Linked DNA regions of Homo sapiens: region 2 is linked to region 1. Evidence: chromatin loops called from intact Hi-C (ENCODE). Cell type or tissue: gastrocnemius medialis. All regions are shown on one strand.

The links. Hi-C counts contacts between places; a loop is a spot of excess contacts. Peaks named below come from ENCODE experiments on the same cell type or tissue, not always from the same donor. Only the 100,000 strongest peaks of a DNase experiment are listed, where the experiment ranks them.
Region 2: it touches region 1 in a loop (2.2-fold over the local background); 10 of 110 quality-filtered maps call a loop at or near these places.

What each region holds. Positions count from the first base shown.
Region 1 is chr1:86,773,420-86,775,919 of GRCh38, reverse strand. No RefSeq gene overlaps it. Among named protein-coding and RNA genes, the nearest start is that of SH3GLB1, 70 kb to the right of the region's middle. RefSeq lists an enhancer at 1,109-2,308. In gastrocnemius medialis, no CTCF peak of the experiment used is centred here; a DNase peak (open chromatin) is centred at 1,469; H3K4me3 peaks cover 676 bases; H3K27ac peaks cover 2,463 bases.
Region 2 is chr1:86,712,956-86,715,455 of GRCh38, reverse strand. All of the region lies in intron 1 of SH3GLB1 (SH3 domain containing GRB2 like, endophilin B1), which reads right to left. Among named protein-coding and RNA genes, the nearest start is that of SH3GLB1, 9.6 kb to the right of the region's middle. In gastrocnemius medialis, no CTCF peak of the experiment used is centred here; a DNase peak (open chromatin) is centred at 1,099; H3K4me3 peaks cover 1,291 bases; H3K27ac peaks cover 2,500 bases.

The DNA of each region.
Region 1 (2,500 bases):
GAGAGCCCAAAGTCAGAGTTTCATGGAATAATAAGTTGATGATTTGCACCCTGATCTTCTGGCTCCTATTTCAGGGCTCTGTCCACCATGGCTGCCTCTCTTTTGTATCTTATGGTCTGTATTTGGCATTTATTATTCACTCCATCCATTTACTTATGTAGAAATATTGCATGCCTACCATATTTCAGGAACTATGCTAGGGATGGGGGAATAAGGAAATGAGCAGGACACTGTCCTTTCTTTTAGAAGATAACAGGCTGTCAGAGGAGGTTGAAAAGACAGATGACTGCACGAGGTGATAAAGGCCCTGATCTTCTATGGAATGCACTGTTTGCCAAGATAGCTGGGGAGGCAGTCAGGGAGAGATATTTCATGAGGTTTTGAATGAGGAGTAGAAATTTGGCTTCCCATTCCAACAGGGCTGTGCCTTTTATTTCACTTTGCAGGTTTATATGTCTTGTCTTCCTCCCTACCACAAGTACAGGCATAGTAGGCCCTCATACTGTTGAATGACAGCTACAAACAGGACTGAGGCTATAATGCAACAAAATATCCATACTTAATTCTTAGGTAAAAATCACAATATATCAAAACAGATTTCCTATCAGAACAGTTATCAGCATGAGATAGTTCCTCCCTACTTTGTAAGGGAAGAAATTATATAGTGGTGAGATTTAATGGCTCATTTAAGGTCACACAGCATTTAGTGTCAAAATCTTGAGCAGGGTCTGCTCCTCGGACTCCCTATCTTGTACCTTTCAACATCTGAATGTGACCGACTCTTCCAGAATAGCTGGAGACAGAGCCTGAGCAAGAACAGAACAGTGTTTCATCGCTGCTGGTCAGAGGAAGAGTCCACTAAAGTGCATCCAGTATAGAGATGCTAATGGCCTATTAGGATCTTACAATTCTGGCAATTTCTTACCACCCGGACATTAATGACTACAATTAATTATTCACCTCGATCAGACTCTGGGAAAACCTGCCAGGTGCTGTCCTACCCTATGAGAAACCACCTTACTGCCAAAGAGGAAAAGGTTGTTTTTTTTGTCCCTGAATTCACAGAGGGGGAAGCGGTTCTTTTTAATAGGTCTGGAATCTGAACTTTCATAAAAGGCACCTTATCTCCTGACTTTCTCATATGTCTTCATCTGTTCTATTGACTCTCTTTGATGGAATATACCAGCCGGCGCTACAAAGTGCTTTTTAATACTTTGGTAAACAGTTGAGAGAGAAACCTCATTACAGATAAAGTGAGAAGTGAAGTTGGACAGCCCATTTATCTTACTCAAGATGAAGTAAGGGCTGTTGCTCAATTAGGCTAAAATAAAATCTCTCATGTTTCCTTCCTAATGTCTTGTTTGGGGGCAGGGGTATGGGGGCGGGGGAAGTGAGTGGCAGGATGAGTAAGCTTCTGAAATATTGCCCAAGAATGTGACAGGCATCGGGGGAGGGAAATGAGCTTCAGCAGCTGCTCCTACAGCAGTCACTTTGCATTGCTTTCTGCCAGCAGGAAGCGGGGGCATGAGATAGCTAGGAGTCAATCAGAGACAGCCAGCTCAAGTCCTTCTTCAGTCCTGGCCACCCCACTTTCATTAGCAGCCTCAGAAAGGAAAGGGGAGGAGGGGCAGATGGCAAAGGATTATTGGTGGGGCTTTAGGAAGAGGAATTGAGAAGAGTGAATTTGATCCAAATCTAAAATGTATAAAGATTGTACACCTGCTCTTATTCTTTAGTCATTAATCATAGCGGTTTGTTGCTGTTTTTTAATGGGGATGGAGGGGGACAGAGGGAGTGCAGGGGTTGGGAAAGGATGGTGGCAGTGAAGGAGAATGAGAAAACGTGTCTTGTTGCCCTGAGCTTGCACCTGGCTCTTCCTCAGTGTGCTGTGCTGGTTGATAGAATGTTTTCATTTTCTTTTCCCCTCAGAGACACATGTTTATTCTCTTAAAATGGGGAAGATCCCATTTTTCCTTTCAGACTGTTTAATCTGAAAGGAGAAGATCTCGGCCAGGAGATACCTTGTTTCCAGTTTGAATCAGATCAAGTTTACCCTGAGAAGTCTGAGATATGTTTTACAAAGGCAGATAGAATGAAGGCCAAAGTTCTGACTCATTAATTTGATATTTTAGATGTTGTAAGTACAAATACTCCCTCCTAAGCTCAGGTACTAATCTTGTTTTGTATATGATATCCATGGTCATTAGGACTTGTAGTCTACTCTTTGTACTGTGACTTCAGAAAATGTTTATTTAGATAGAAAGTACAAACTACCCTTTCCTTCAAAACTTTTTTGTGAGCCTTAGAGAATCATGTACTGAGGTATTGCCAAATGGTGTTTTGATTCAGCTCCTCTGATTAGGTCATTAAAATAAGAAGATTTCACTTCCTCTCCTTCAAGGATAACCAAGAGCCCCAGGTTGGAAGGAGAGCAACATCCTTGTCAGCTGGCCTGTAGCGCAGTGAAGACCACAGCTATCACCACTACATCAAAACCAAA
Region 2 (2,500 bases), 60 kb after region 1:
ATACTTCTTGGTATATAAAGCATGCAACTATTTCAACTACCTATCCTAGGTAGACTAGGATAACGGTAAAGAGTAAGAGCTTTGAGTCAGTTGAATCTGAATTCAAATCTTAACTTTGTTCCTTGCTGTGTGAGCTGAGCAATGTATTGAATATTTTTTCTTTAGTACCCTCTATTATAAAAGAGAGACAATACATATTTTATAGTGTTTGGGGGATTAAGTATGATTGTGTATGCAAATCACTTTGTTTGGTGCCTTGTAATTATTAAGTTTTGAAAGAGCTGTTAATGTTTATTGTGGTTTATGTCTTATTAGCACTTTAATCACACCTAGTTAGATAAATAGTTTCCCAGAACATACCATAAAACCTGTCATTTAAGCTGCTGAGGATATGTTCCAGCAATTTATTTATAGACTAACTTTTGGAACATATCCTATTCATACTATGAAGACATCTTTTAAAGGTCATAAAATGTGGTTAAACGTACTCAATGAATCAATTTTTATTATTGAATATACTGGTATTTGAGAAAAGGTAGCACTGCCTATATAATAATAAAGCAGTAAAAAGATTCTGTGTAGATCTACAGCCTTCTGGATACTTTTAATTAAACATTAGAGGTGATGACTCAAGCTGTTTATCATGCATCATTTTCCTCTAGAATATGTGGCTTCCTCCCATCTTAACACAGGTATATCACTAGCATTAATTCTGTGCTCAGTAATGACTCACTTCTGGCTGACAAAACAGTGTTCACCTTGCCTTTCTCTCCTTTCGTTTCTCAAAAATCTCGTTTGCTACTCTATTTTCTGAGTTTTATTGTTTCTTTCAGCATCCTTCTTCTTGGTTTAATACTTTCAGGTTATTATCAACACCTTAAGCTGAAGGATCCTCTAGAATTCTATTCTTAGACTTCTGGTTACAATCTCCACTGAGGCTCCTGTTTAGGGGCTAGAAATAACAGCTTAAATAGCTTTTGTAAAGCCTTGGGTCTTTTTGAGAATGGTCTATAGCCAGCCCCTGACCTAGTGGGTAGAACCAAAAATAGCAGTTACAAAGCTATTGCCTAAGCCCATAAACTTGCAGTGTAGCTGGAGGACTGGGCACTGAGCAAAAGCAAACCCTGATCCCAAGGCCAGCTGGATAAACTATGCAACCTCATTCTTAACAGAGAACCCCGTAGTCTTTACAGATCCCTGAAGATTCTAAGCAACAGACCTCCTACTAGACTTTTACATGTTCAAAGTCTACCACCAATGGCTAGATAAAATAACTCCCAGATAAAGTGACCAATAGGAAGGGAAGAAAGGGAATACCTTTCACTCAGGTGAACATCACCTATAAAGAGTGATCTAAAAAAAATTCACTTAGCCCCTTAAAAATTGAAACTGCATGCATAAATTTCCCTTTAATAAGCAAGTTTATCCATTTGTTTGTTCATTTTGTTTATTCCTTCAACAAATACTTATTAAGCACCTACATATGTGCTAGGCACTCTTCTAAACACATGGGTTTCAGCAGCCAACAAAACATATAAGGTTTCTGTTCTTAGGAAGCTTACATTTTAATGGCAAAGACAGACAATAGATAAATAAATAATCTGATAATAAGGATATAAAGATATGAAGATGGTAAAGCGGACCAACATGGTTGGTTTGTTTCTGAGTGACATACAAATCCAAGTACAGAGAAAGAATTCATTCTTCAGGGAGAGGAAGAGGGAGAGCAGGAGAATCAGGGAAGGCTTCAGTGGGGGAGGGATGGGCAACTTGGGCCTAGAAAGGGGAGCAGGAGTTTGAGGAGTGTGAGATGCGGGTAGTTAGAGAAACAGCATCTCTGAGTAGGTAACAAACGACCTGTGACTGAATGATATGAACTATGTTAAGATCTAAGGAAAGAGTGTATAGTCCTGATGATTTATCTTCCAGTTGCACAATTTCTTTAAGCTCATTAGCATCACCCTCACACATATTAAATATTAATTTCTCTGTGGAAATCCTTAACTTATAGTTAATAACCAAGAATAGATTAATAGAAAAATCAACAGATCAATAATTCAAAATCAGTACTTATGGCCAGGAGCAGGGGCCCCCGCCTGTAATGTCAGCACTTTGGGAGGCTGAGGCAGGCAGATCACTTGAGCTCAGGAGTTCTAGACCAGCCTAGGCAACATGGCGAAACCACGTCTCTACAAAAAAATCCAAAAAATTAGCCAGGTATGGTGGTGCACACCTGTAGTCCCAGCTGCACTCCACTGCACTCCATTCTGGGTGACACAGCAAGACCCTATCTCTAATTAATAAGTTAATAATAAAATAAATAAATATAAAATAAAATAGTCACTGAATTTATCTGATACAAACTGGGGTTCAGGGCAAGTTTTCTCCCGACAGTATTTCAGGAAAATCAGCAATTAGAAAGTTAATTATTTGGAAAATAAAACACTTCAATCTTCAGGTAAAAAGGCCTGTTTGCTTAATTATTTAACATTTTCTTTGT